2 separate regions of the Homo sapiens genome follow, and region 1 is linked to region 2. A link is an interaction called in ENCODE POLR2A ChIA-PET data of the cell type or tissue named here. Cell type or tissue: A673. All regions are shown on one strand. Links, peaks and the distances in the headings refer to the core of each region. The heading gives the core; the rest is flanking DNA. Region 1 overlaps TESC (tescalcin). Region 2 overlaps SPRING1 (SREBF pathway regulator in golgi 1).

Region 1 (6,914 bases), core at 379-5,378, 360 kb after region 2:
ACCTTGAGTGATCCGCCCACCGCAGCCTCCCAAAGTGCTGGGATTACAGGTGTGAACCATCACGCCCGGCCGTTATCTCAGTTTTATAATTTGAAAACTGCAGCTCAGAGAGCACGTAAGATCCCACAACACACAGAGGCAGAGCTGGGACTGAACTCCAAGTCTGTGCGACTGACCCCAAAGCCAGCCTTCACCAAGAAGTAATATCGCCTGTCTGCCCAGAGTACTTTGGCACTCAAGGACTTTAGGTCTGGTTCCTGGGGACTATATACAGTTCACACAAACCTTTCCAAAACACGGGCTGGACTGCGGAGCTGTGACCTCCCACCTCAGTCCTCCCAGCATTCCCTACCCCTAAGCACTGTTTTGCTCCTGTTACAGAGGCAGCTAATTTCTGGGGCCAACTGGTCACCTCACTTCCTGCTCATTGTTTTTTGGCCTCAGGCTCTTCAAGAATCAACAGCTCAGTATTCTCAAGCATCTCCAGCAGCTCGTTAAGGCTGTCAACCCAGACTGAGGGCTCTCTACTTCCTGTGGGCATGGCTCCAATGATCAGCTCATCTCTTCCTTTCAACACTCTAGGAGGGGGCTGTATCCTCTTGTTACAGATGTAGCCACTGACACTTGGAACGGTTAGGTGAATCATCAAAGTGCAATTTCTACCTTTCTGCAGGGAAATATGGCCATTTAGATCATAGGTATGTCAGCAAGGACACTGGCTACTTCATGGCCTAGCAATTGCACTCCTAGGTATATACACAAATAACGCATACTTCTGTTCACCCAAGCATGCGTACAAAGATGTCATGGCGGTGCCATTGGAATCGTCCTAAACTGGAAACTACCCACATGCCCAACAATGGCAGAGTAGAGTGCTAATGTGTAATATAGTCAAGCAATGGAATAGCACATGGCAGTGAAAATGAACAATATAGATAATCACAGACAAAAGCAGCCAGACAGGAAAGTGTACATACTTTATGATTCTATTTGCATAAAGTTCAAAAACAGGCAAAACTCAACTACAATGTTAGAGGTCAAGATAGTGGCTGCTCTTAAGGGAGGCATCATAGATGACGCTAATATTGTAACTGACTTTTGGAGGATGAGATGAGGAGGAGTAACTTGAATGGAGTGCAAAGGGGAGTTCTGGGTACTAGGAATGTTCCATTTCTAGATCTCCGTACACTTTACATAGTCGTGTTCTCGGAAACCTCAAAGAGCTGTCTGTATGCTTGAGTGATGCACTGTTCTGGATATGCACTATATCACGACAAAACATTTACTAAAAAAAAAATGTGTTATTCCTCCCTGACTAAAGGAGATCTGGGAAGAGAAAAGAAAAATGAATAAAAATTTTTTAAAATTGTAATTCCACTTGGCAGGAATGTATCCTAAAAAATAATAGATGCAACACGTACAAAAACATGAATACATAAATGTGTTCAACTTTGCATTATTTAAAATAGCTTAAAATTCGACTTGCCCTAAGTGACCATCAAAAGCAGATTGGGGCCGGGCACGGTGGCTCACGCCTGGAATCCCAGCACTTTGGGAGGCTGAGGTGGGCAGAGATCACTTGAGGTCAGGAGTCTGAGACCTGGCCAACATGACGAAACCCCATCTCTACTAAAAATACAAAGATGAGCCAGGCATGGTGGTAGGTACCTGTAATCCCAGCTACTTGGGAGACTGAAGCAGGAGAATCGCTTGAGCCCGGGAGGCGGAGGTTGCAGTGAGCCAAAATCGCACCACTGCACTCCAGCCTTGGCAAGAGAACGAGACTCTGCCTCAAAAAAAAAGCAAAAAACAGATTGGTCAAACACTTTTTGGTATGTTTAGCCAATTTTTGTTTAAAGTATACCTTTAGAGTGCAAGATGGAGGAAAAAAAATTGTTTTTAGGTATACTGCCTTTAACAGTGACAGTTGTGTATTTGCATAGAAATACATTCCACATATACTGCCTAAAAACAGCTTGCTACCAAGAGAGCACAACTCTGTGTTGTGGAAAAGACATAAAAATATACAAATGTGTTTAAGTAATTTAAAAATCCTAGAGTTATTTTCCCCAAAATAATAATAATTATTTCTCATCTCAATACCTGGATTAAAGACTGTTTTGCTTTTGGTTCATCTATATTTTCCCATTTTTCTCTAATGTACAATGTATATGTATTAGTCTTGTAATGAAGTTTTTCAGCCTACAACATGATCCCATCTGGATGGCTGAGGGATCTCATAAATACTGCTATTAATAAGTCATTCACTGGCTGAGTACTGTGTCCCAGGCACACATCATCTTCTTTAGTTCCTTCCATGACCCTATGAGGGACATGCTATTCCCGTTTTATAGAAGAATAAACTGAGGCTCAGAAGGGATGTAACTTGCTCAAGGTCACTGACCTTGATAGAGGCAGACCCACAATTTGAACTTGGTCTGTCTGGCAGAAAACATGTAGTTCTGTGTTTTGTTTTCTTTTTTTTATTTGTCTGTCTCCTTTTGTATGATCACTTAACCCCCAAAACACACTGATCTGAAGATAAATAAGATTAGAAATTACAGCTAAACAGGTGCACCTAAACAACCACTATTAAAGATGAGTTATGGCTGGGCGTGGTGGCTCATGCCTGTAATACCAGCACTTTGGGGGGCTGAGGCGGGTGGATCACTTGAGGTCAGGAGTTTGAAACCAGCCTGGCCAACATGCCAAAACCCCATCTCTACTAAAAATAAAAAAACTAGCCGAGAGTGGTGGCAGGCACCTGTAATCCCAGCTACTTGGGAGGCTGAGGCAGGAGAATCACTTGAACCCGGGAGGCGGAGGTTGCAGTGAGCCAAGATCGTGCCACTGCACTCCAGACTGGGTGACAAAGCGAGACTCCATCTCAAAAAAAAAAAAAGCGTTACCTTGAAAGCATCCTGGTGTGTGAAAGAGGCCACTGGAGAGGACACACACTGGATGATTCCATTTGCATGAAATGCTCAGATGGACAAATCCTTAGGAACAGAAAGTACACCAGTGGCTGCCTGAGGCCAGGGAGGGGAGGGGCTGGAGAGGGAGAACAGGGAGACACTGTCAATGGGCACTGGAGTTTCTTTTAGAGAGAGATAAAAATGTTCCAAAATTATATTGTTTTGATGGTTGCATAACCCTGTGATTATACTAAAACTATGGGGTTCAATTTAAATGGGGGTGAATCTCATGGTGTGTGAATTATATCTCAATAAAGCTATTTAAAAAATAAATTACATGCATAATCATAACAACAAGGGCAGACATTAACTGAGCATTTACCGTTTCCTGGCCTCTGTGTTCAACTACTTGGATAAGCCTGGGCTGGTACAACCCTCTCCTTAGTTCTGTTAGGTAGGTATGATTCTACGCCCATTCTAGAGATGAGAACTCTGGGATGTGCCCAAGGTCCCACAGCTAGGAAGAGGTATATAAATCATCCTAGATCAAGGTTATCTAATGAAGAGTTTCCAGTTAACAGTATCCAAAGTGCACGCAAGGCTGGGTGCGGTGGCTCACACCTGTAATCCAGCACTTCGGGAGGCTGAGGTAGGTGGATCACTTGAGGCCAGGAGTTCGAGACCTGCCCGGCCAACATGGTGAAACCCCATCTCTACTAAAAATGCAAAAATCAGCCAGGCGTGGTGGGGCGCACCTGTAATCCCAGCTACTTGGGAGGCTGAGGCAGGAGAATCACTTGAACCCGGGAGGCAGAGGTTGCAGTGAGCCCAGATCGCACCACTGCACTCCAGCCTGGGTGATGGAAAAAAAAAGAACATGCACACACGTGCAAATTCACATACACATACTCCCTCTGTCCTGCCTGATTGAAAGCAAAGGATTAGGAAGACAACCTCCCACCTCTGGGGCCCTCTTTTTGACACCCAAATCCCTAGAGCCAAGGGCTCAGCTCACAGCTCAGGGAAGACTCCTCTGGCACAGTAACTGAGAGAAAGGATGATTTCCGAAGCCTCAGGAACTGACTTTCAGAACACCCCAGGCCCTGGCAGGTGGAGCTGGTCTAACCCAACATGTCTGGTGAGCTGCTTCCTCCTAACTGCGCCCCCCCAACCCCTTCCCTGCCCCCACACCCGGGCTGACCCTGGGCCCCCAACAGGGCCCCTCGCATAAGCACCTGATGCATGTCTGCCTGCATCAGGGCCCCAAAGCCCACGGAAGGACCTGCCTTTTCCTCAAGGGCTCCTGGGTTGGTAGCTTTTCCAGTTTCCTTGCTCCTCACCTCTGAGCCCTTCTCCAGGGCCCTGAGGTCACAGTTGCCATGCGGATGATGGGCAGAATGGGCTTTGGTTCCTGGCAGCTGGACCTCATTATTTCTGGTTTTAGATTTCAACCTGAGGGAAATGCACACCAGTCCATGGGGCTGGTGGGAGTTTAACTGGCCTAATCTTTTGGAGATGGAGGTGAACTGTCACTTTGTATCATAAACTTCAACGTGAAGGAACACACCTGGCCTGTCCAAGTGGCTGCTAAGCCCTTGAAGGTGGTAAGCCCAGACTGAGATGGGCTGAAGTGGAAACCACACACCAGCCTGCCAAGACTAAGTACAAAAAAGAACACAGACAACTGCAATAACTTTTGATATTGATCATATGGTAAAAATGATCATTTTTAAATATAATGGGCTAAATAAAATACACTATTAAAATTCATCTCACCATTAATTTCTTTACTTGTCTTAATGTGGCCACGAGAAAATTTAGAATTATATTACATAATGTAATTACATTACAGCTACTAGAAAATTTACCATGATTACACCTCACATTATTATTTGTGTTGGGCAGCGTTGGTATATACCCTTTGAATCAGAACTTGATCCCTAGGAACAAATCCTGAGGAATTAAGACAGGCGTATAAAGATGAACAGATGAGGGTAATCAAGGTTGCCTGTTTAGAACAGTAAGAAACTGGGGGGCTGGGTGTGGTGGCTCACTCCTTTAATCCCAGCACTTTGGGAGGCCGAGGCTGGTGGATCACCTGAGGTCAGGAGTTTGAGACCAGCCTGGCCAACATGGTGAAACCCCATCTCTACTAAAAATACAAAAATTAGCTGGGTGTGGTGGTGCATGCCTGTAATCCCAACTACTCAGGAGGCTGAGGCAGGAGAATCACTTGAACCTGGGAGGTGGAGGTTGCAGCGAGCCGAGATCGTGCCACTGCACTCCAGCCTGGGCAACAAGAGCAAAAACTCTGTCTCAAAAAGAAAAAAAAAGAAAAGAAGTTGGGGGAAATGGGCCAGGTGTGGTGGCTTGTGGCTGTAATCCCAGCACTCTGGGAAGCAGAAGTGGGAGGATCACTTGAGCCCAAGAGTTCAAGACTAGCCTGGGCAAGACAGGAAGATCCCATCTATACAAAAAAAAAAAAAAATCAAAAAATTAGCTGGGTGTGGACTAGTGAGGCTGAGGTGGGAGGATCACTTAAGCCTGGGAAGTTGAGGTTGCAGTGAGCCAAGATTGCACTCCAGCATGAGCAGCAGAGCGAGGGGCTGTCTCAAAACAAAAAGAAAAGAAATTGGCTGGGCGCAGTGGCTCAAGCCTGTAATCCCAACATTTTGGGAAGCCGAGGCGGGTGGATCACCTGAGGTCAGGAGTTCTAGACCAGCCTGGCCAATGTGGTAAAACCCCATCTCTACTAAAAATACAAAAATTAGCCGGGCATGGTGGCAGGTGCCTGTAATCCCAGCTATTCAGAGGGCTGAGGCAGAAGAATCGCTTGAACCTGGGAGGCAGAGGTTGCAGTGAGCCAAGAGTGCCATCACACTCCAGCCGGGGGGACAAGAGTGAGACTTTGTCTAAAAAAAAAAAAAAAGAAATTGGGGGAAATACTGAGCCACAGAAAATGAGACAGATGAGTCCTGGTACATCCTGAAGTCAGAATACTACACAGCCTTTATAAATATTTTTTGAATATTGTGGGACATCGGAAAATGTCATATGGCATGTTGTTGCACGGAAAATCCAACAGACTAAGATCTCATTTACACGTGAAAGTTCATATTGATATACACATGTGCACAAGAAAAAATAGAAAAGGGTATACAACAAAATAATAGTAGTCAGTTGTTTTCAGATGGTAGAATTACAGAACATTTTTCTCCTCCTCCCTTTGACCCTAAATTTGGTTATCTGTCCCTTAACTTTTCTGCAATTTACGGAGATTACTTGTATAATTGTATTTGGGTTAAAATTTTTTTAACCATGATGACTATAATGATAAATAAAAGAAATAATAGATGTTGATGAGGCTATAGAGAAACTGAAACTCTCATACATTACTAGCGAGGATTTAAATGGTACAACCACCGTGGAAAACAGTTTGGTAGTTCCTCAATCAATTAAACACAGAATTACCATGTAATCCAGCAATTCTACTCCAAAACAATTTTTTTTTTTTTTGAAACAGAGTCTTGCTGTGTCACCCAGGCTGGAGTACAGTGGCACAACCTTAGCTCACTGCAATCTCTGCCTCCTGAGTTCAAGTGATTCTCCTGCCTCAGCCTCCCCGCACTGGGTGGCATGTGCCACCACGCTTGGCTAATTTCTATATTTTTAGTAGAGATGGGGTTTCACCGTTTTAGCTGTGCTGGCCTTGAACTCCTGATCTGAGGTGATCCACCCACCTTGGCCTCGCAAAGTGCTGGAATTACAGGCGTGAGCCACTGCGCCCAGCCAACAATTCCATTTATACCCGAGATAAAAGAAAATGTTCGTCCACACCAGAAACCTGTAACCAATGTTCAAAGCAGCACTGTTCATAAGTGCCAAGAGGTGGAAACAATCCAAACGTCCATCAACAAAGGAATGGGTGAACAAAATGTGGCACATCCAGATGACAGAACATTATTCAGCAAAAAAAGAAATGAAGCATTGGTAAATGCT
Region 2 (7,446 bases), core at 2,447-7,446:
TAAGTCACGAATAGGCATTTCACCATATGTACATGATAAATGGCCAATCAAAATAAGGAATGGGGCTCATTCTGCTGGAAATTAAATACATTCAAACAAGAACAGAGATCCATTAGCAAAATGTTTAAAAATAATATCACAGGGTTACCAGGGGTATGACAAAAATGGACACTTCCATACACACTAGGTGAATATATTGGTGAAAATAGTTCAGATAAACATACAACCATGTATGTAAAAGTATTTATCATCAATGCATTATTTGTAGTAGCAAAAACAACAAGCAGCCTTGGAAACCAGTTAATGTCCTCAGCAGGGAATTAATAATATTATTGTATATTCATGAAATTGACACCATGTGGCCACACAAATGCATTACACAGGCCTCTATGTAACATAGGATATTCATTAGAGAATTGTTTTTCAAGAGGACAAAGTACTTTCATTTTTGCCTAGAAAATGGGGGAAGACAAAAATGCGCTTCTCTCTAGGTTGTGTGATTTTAGGTTATCCTAAGTTTCATCCTTACGTGCTCCTGAATTATCTGAAATATCGTATCTTTAAAAACAGTAACAACAATAGTAACAAGAGCTCTGTAATTCCTACCCTTCCAACCTCAGGAGCCCACCCACCCCTATCCGAGCCGACCCCTGACTGCCCCTGCCATTGCTCCCTGCTGAGTTGCAGACATTGACTTCTTGCCAAGCCTCAGGCCTTGCTCACATCGACACCTCACAGTGACCCTGAGAGGCAGATGCTGTGACCCCATTTCACAGATGAAGGGCCTGAGCCACAGAGGAGGAAGACTGCCTCAGCCACGCCGCTAGTAAGTGGTAGTTCCCAACTCTAGAGTCCCAAAAGAATTCTGTCCTACTTATGAAAAGTATATCCAATAAGCAGTACCTCCCTGTGTTTACAACTTATCTGCTGATCCCAAGGATGGGAAAAGCTGCACTCAGAAACTTGCAAATTGTGCAACTGTTCCCCACGATTCCCTTGGGGCCAGTGCCGACTGAGGCATCTCCAGGAGGCCCCAGTTGGGCTTGGGGACATGCTGAGAGGTGACAGCACTGCTCTCAAGTCATATCCTCTGCTTCTGCAAAAGCTGTGGAGCTCACCCATCAATAGCAGCTCCATGCCGGGCGCAGTGGCTCACGCCTGTAATCCCAGCACTTTCGGAGGCTCAGGCGGGCAGATCATCTGAGGTCAGGAGTCCGTGACCAGCCTGGCCAACATGGTGAAACCCCGTCTCTACTAAAAGTACAAAAACTTAGCTGGGTGTGGTGGTGTACGCCTGTGATCCCAGCTACTCAGGAGGCTGAGGCAGGAGAATTGCTTGAACCCAGGAGGGGGAGGTTGCAGTGAGCTGAGATCACGCCATTGCACTCCAGCCTGAGCAACAGAGCAAGACTCCATCGCAAAAAAAAAAAAAAAAAAAAAAGGCTCTAGCATTGCCAGATCCCAGGCCCTGTGGAAGGTATTTCCCTCCCTCTTTTGTCCTTGCTTGTCTCAGAGCCCTTTTCACAGTCTCTTGTGTGCTTCTTTCCCTGTTAGGACCAATCTTTACAACTCCAGCAAGCGCAGCAAATAAGATGCAGAACTGGGGGAGATGCAACGTATGACTCAATTCCCTTGAGCCGAAAACACTCACTTATTAACAATATTTTTTTCTTTTTTTTGAGACAGAGTCTCACAAAAACAGGCACACGCCCCCACACCCGGCTAATTTTTGTATTTTTAGTATAGATGGGGTTTCACCATATTGGTCAGGCTGGTCTGAACTCCTGCCTTCAGGTGATCCACCTGCCTCAGCCTTCCAAAGTGCTGGGATTACAGGCATAAGCCACCACGCCCCACCAATGAAATGTTTTCTAAAGGTGTTTTCATCCCTTTTGTGATCTCCTAAACTCCCAAGGTGTATCACACACTTCGCTGGGCTCTGGGCAAACAAAACTTAGACAAGGTCCCTGATTCTAGAAACCCTCGGTCGAGGGAACCACAAACCAACCAGAGTGGAGGGCAGGGAGAGGTCCTAGGTTGGGAGCTGGGAGCCTGGAGCACGTGCCAGGTGCTCTGCAGCCCAGCTTCATTATGGAGGCTCAAGCGCTGTGAATTTCCAAAAACAGTGAACACACCCCTAGCTGATTGAAATACAAAAAACATATTCCACAGCCAAATGAAAATGACTTTTGGATCCTCCACCTAATTTGGGTGTTTATGCCGCCTCGCCCCTCTTTTGGCCTGGACAATTGAAATATATCTGCTCTCAGGGGAGACGCCCACGGTGTCAGGGCTGGAGTTGGCAAGAGACAGGGGGAAGAGGACTAGACCTGGAGTCAGAGATGAAGTTCTTGTCTGGGATCTGTCACTAAGTCTCAGCGGGGACCCAGGAAGTCACTCCACCTCTCATAGTTCCTCATCCACAAAGTGGAAATACAAGCAAGTTTAATTCTCCATCGTAAGGTTGGAGCTCCTGTCTGTGAAAGGACTGGAAATGTAAAATGCGCTCTTCAAGTACAAAGGCAGAGAGGATCCATAAACAGGCACAGGCTGCCCTTTGGTATAAACTGTTCACATTAAATCTATGTTATGTTGCTCAAGAGTTAAAATAAGCTCAAAGGAGAGGCTGATTCCAATGTCAACCCAGGGAAGACAGACACTGAAATTCCAAACTGAGTTACCAAAAACAATAGATGGATGAGACATGCAGACATGCCACAATCCGGCACATCAGAGTTCGATGTAGTCCTGCTGCAAACACATGGAATCCGAGAAGTCCAATGCAAACGGAATAGATTTCTTGGGATCTAATATTTTTCAAATTGCCTGACCAGCTTACCTTCTAGGAAAACTTATTTAAGGGAGGCAAATAATTTGGGGAGATGAGTATAAGAGGTAGTAGGAGGAAGCTAAGGGAAATCACCACTACATATTGCAGGAATGTATTAGAAGGCAAATATGGCCCAAAGAAAAAGCTCCACTGAAAAAAACATTGAATACTGACCACAGAATTAGCACCTTGCTCCCAGGTCAATAAAGTGAACCAAAAAAATTACAAAGACCTTGCTCAATCCTGAGGTTCGTGAGGAATATAGGAGAGTTGTGTGTTCACGTGACTCCTGAAAACAAAGAGCAGTACTATTCGAAGGGCATGATGTCTTGATCTTAGGATCAAATATTCTAGACCTTGAGCCGGAGAATCTGCATTACAGTAGGAAAAATGGGGAGTGCTTTATGCCTGTGGATTCAGGACACACCAGCAACCTACACGTGTAGCATTCTCTAAGTCATAATGACCATTCTCATCTCCCACTGAGGGCAGGTGTAAGACTCTTCTCTTGCAGTGCTCTGATAGAAAGCTGGGTTTCTTCTTCTTCTCTATAAATCATAGGGAAACCAAATATTTGTACCTGTTACAGCCCCAAAGCTGAAAGCAATAAAGAATAAACACATACAGCAAGCTACGAGGTGCGTCTGTTTAGGAATTGCCTCAACGTTGGGTTTCTATTGATAGAACAGGGGAGGAGGTTGCCTCTGACCTTCCTGAGGCTCCCACTGTACCCTGGCTGAGTAGCCCACAGTTAATTTTAAGTGGCAAAAGAAATGAGAACAAATTCCTCCAGGAAGAGAAATTAGATTTCTGCTAAAACAGTGCTCTCCATAGGGTATATGAGCACATTCGACTACCACTGGAAAATAACCTGAGGGCAGGCACATGGTGCCCACTGTTAGAAATCGTGCAGTTAGATTAGAATGGAAGAGTGTCTGAGTTTTTAGATAATTTTACACGTCAGGATATGGCTAACAGGTCACGTTCAGGGCCTATGCTTGATACTGTCGAAATACAAACAAAAATAACTGCCTAGAGAGAATATTCACGTCCTAAAAGAGAAAATGTTGTATCTGGGTGGAAGAATGATTTAACTCCTGAAACTCGAGAACACAGAACAACAACAAAAATAATTTCCTTGAACATATTCAACTAGAATGGCAAGGCATTTTCCTACATAAAACATTAGAATGTTCCCATTACTCCAAAGGAATCCAATAAATAATTTTACAGTGAAAGAGCCTGGATCAAAACTGGAAGTGACACCGGCCCCCGATGAACACAAGTCACAGGTCCCTGTGCAGGTCCCAGGGCTGAGTCATCCAAGAACTCCACCACCACCGTGAGCCCGGCCTCCGGTTTCATCTTTCCCGAATGGGACTGGCTGGAGGGGCCAAGCTGCTTTACAGAAGAGTTCCATCTGGTAAGCCCGGGTGGTGAGCGAAGCCAAAGATGACAACACGAGAAGGGGTCAAAGCCAAGGTTTCCTCACGCTGCCTTTGTCTTCTTCCTGCAGCCTGGCCCGATGGCTGAAGCTGGGTCCCAGGAGGCGAGTTCTTCAGCGGGGCCTCCTCACCCAGGCTGGAGCAAGTCCGCTGCACCCGTCAAGCGGGGAAGAGCTCGGGCGGGCTTTCTCCATAGCAATACTTTGCTATGGGGTCCCGGTAGGTGTTCTCATGCTGCACGCTCTGTTGGCAAAAGGAAAATAAGAGCGCAGTGAGAGCGAGCACAGCTTCACACACCTCCCTCTCGGAAGAGTGAGAGTGGATCGGGACTGTCAGACTCTCCCTGCAGGGGGCTGGCCGAGTCCATCTCCAAATGTCACTAAAGGCTCCAGGGCACTTTCTGGAACAAAGAAGAATGCTCAACCCAGAATGCCAATGAAGAGCATGAACACAGACATAACATCGCTGTGGGACTGTTTCTTTTTATGTACACCAGTGAGTTTTTAAATAACTTTGCTGTGACCTGGTGACTCAAGACAACTACTTTTCCTCAAATTACTTGAAACAGTCTAAGATCCAATGGGTGTTTTGCACCTGATCCTGAGCTTCACTCAGTTCCCGTAAGGAACCCTGCAGAGACACTAAGGAGATGCACTTTAAATTGCTTTCATAAAGTTTATGTACCTAAAAATTTGGGGCATGAGCCAAATCCTACAATACCATGCAAGCCTCATTTGGCTAAGCAAATTGGAAGTGTGATTTAAAGCAGACAATCATTCCTGATGGCTAATTTTTCAGCAATTTGTTTTCATACAAGCAACTTGGGTTTTTGGCTAGTCTAGAATTCATTAATTAGTCCAAGACCAATGCTAAGCAACAAACTTGTAAATATTCATCCAATTTAACAGACATATAGCCAAGTCTTCTCTTTCTTGGGATACTTTTATCAAAACAAATCAAATGGCAATTGGGAAATCTTTTTATGGTAAAAAAGACCAAGTCCTAAAGTATAGTAGCTTCACTGAAGACTGGAAATAATTCCTGGGTTTTATCAGTGAAGGAAAGAAAATACTTCGCCTTTTCTAGCGTTTCTCAGAATGAGAGAGAATCTGAATCAAAATGAGTCATGTGTTCAGCCTTCCTCCTCATTTCCTTTAAAGCTCATTCAAGTGGAAAGCTCTTCAAGCAAAACAAGACCATCAGGAATTTCTTAATGTTTTCAAATGCTCATTATAATCCCTGAAACATTTACCCAATGATACTGAATGCTCGCAGAACAAACCAGAGACATGAGAAGGGGCATAAAATCCAAAGGTGGACTACAGAAATCTGGCAAAGGGTACAAGAGCTTTGGAGAATGACAAATGAGTCCGTTATCTCAGACGAAGCCAGTAAAATCTTAGAGACACCATGAATAGGAGCCAGAAGAAGTGTGCTTGTATAATAAACACGTCTGGTGATTTTACAAAGAGAGCTATGACAACTGCCCAACCACAATAGCTGAGAGCCGAGGAGACAGTGATGAAAAGGCAAAAGACTTTCAGATGCTTTCAGCAGCAGGTGCAATAATATTTAATGCCAAAAGAGTGAAGCATTTAATGACAGCACGCTAATATGTATTGAGAGCCTGACAGCCTACAGATTTATTCGTGTATTTTTAAACATTCACCTGCCTCATCCCCTTGAATCCTAAAATAAACAGCGACTCCATCCCAGAACAAATTGCTACTTACTCTAAACAAGTGGTTACTGGAAAGCCTTAGTCAAATTTCAAAGACAGGGAGGAGGGCCTTCTCTTAGAAGCTGACTATTAGGACTCTACCAGACTTAAAAATAATTTTAAGCTTCCACTTAAGGAACAAATGTACCAACCACATAGAAGAGATGCCAGTTGATTAGACCTTGATTTAATATAAATGCTTCACCTCCCCTAACTTGTATAAATCTCACGTTGACATTTTAAATACTATCATCACACCAAACAAAGCGTGACACGGCTTCGAGTCTCTTCTCCCTTACCACCCCACCAAAAGGATCGACAGTGTGTATTTTCTAGTTTCCTTCTAACCCGTCAGCTGCCATCCCACAGCTAGAGACATCACAGCTTCTGACCTGAGATGAGGTCCTGCATTTGGCCAGGCACAACTCAAAGTGATCTTCGACTGCCATGAAGAGGTTCTGGAATGCCACGGCTGCCCGGTTGAGGAAGCGCTCCAGGAGAAGTTGCTATGGAAACAAAAGTTAGTGCCTGTAATAAATTACCTAAGCCAGCACAAGGTGACCTTGGCTATCTCTCCTAAACTAAGAGAATGCTGATACAGGGAAGGGGGGAAGAGGAGGAGAAAAGGAGGGAGGGGAAAGGACACACGCGTGCACACACGTGCATGCCAAAACACCCTGGGTATCTTATTCATTAGATATGTGATTAGCAATACAATGATCCATTCTGCAAAAGAACCATTCAAGCAACTGGGAACCACCTCCTTTCCTTAGATAAAAGCTATTGTGCAGCAATTTCTGACACCTACAAAGCTCCTTTCTAAGTTTTATTTTCAGAGGAATCTCACATGAAGAGCCTAATGCTCATCATAAAACAGAGGCCGAAAGAAAAAAGGAGCCGCAGAACCAGGATCAACTCCCCATACCTTGTTGGGCTGCAGGCAGCAGGAGACACAGTACTCATAGGCGCTGCAGCAGCCGTTGGGCCAGCAGCCATCACAGCAGTACTGCTTCGTGCTAGGGACGTTGACATTACAGCAGCCATTTACCAGCAAATCCTTCCTCTCGCAAACGTAGCCTGAAAGTCAGAGACCAACCTTAGCATAAAACCAGCAGCCTTGCCACCTCCCTACCAGGGATGACCATGAAGCAGCAGTGAAAGTACACAGACAGAAGCTGGAGTCTGGGGCATCATCCTAAGCACCGGAGAGCTGGAAACTGGACATAATGTGAGTGGGGCTTACTTTCCCCAGGCAGTCGTTTCCAGGAAGCAGGCACTCCCCTGTTATCGCCAGGCTACACGTCGGAACCTACCTACACCTACTGTTTAGTCGGCTGGCACATGTCTGATTTCATCATCAGGTCAAGCTACGGCTACGTTCTCCTATTCTAACCTATGCAAGCCAACGTCTCATCTGTGCTTGAAGAAAAATGTCATTCTTTTTTGAACAA

The links. ChIA-PET counts read pairs that join two places held together with the same protein. Peaks named below come from ENCODE experiments on the same cell type or tissue, not always from the same donor. Only the 100,000 strongest peaks of a DNase experiment are listed, where the experiment ranks them.
Region 1: POLR2A ChIA-PET joins it to region 2 with 5 read pairs; 2 of 35 experiments call an interaction of 5 or more read pairs at or near these places.

Annotation. Positions count from the first base shown.
Region 1 is chr12:117,076,673-117,083,586 of GRCh38, forward strand. All of the region lies in intron 1 of TESC (tescalcin), which reads right to left. Among named protein-coding and RNA genes, the nearest start is that of TESC, 19 kb to the right of the region's middle. In A673, for the core only: no CTCF peak of the experiment used is centred there; no DNase peak of the experiment used is centred there.
Region 2 is chr12:116,713,376-116,720,821 of GRCh38, forward strand. SPRING1 (SREBF pathway regulator in golgi 1) reads right to left here. Exons shown (of 5, transcript NM_024738.4): 3 at 6,921-7,072; 4 at 6,388-6,501; 5 at 1-4,518. The coding sequence ends at 4,435. Among named protein-coding and RNA genes, the nearest start is that of SPRING1, 21 kb to the right of the region's middle. RefSeq lists enhancers at 3,817-4,346, 4,347-4,876. In A673, for the core only: no CTCF peak of the experiment used is centred there; a DNase peak (open chromatin) is centred at 5,446; H3K4me3 peaks cover 845 bases; H3K27ac peaks cover 1,755 bases.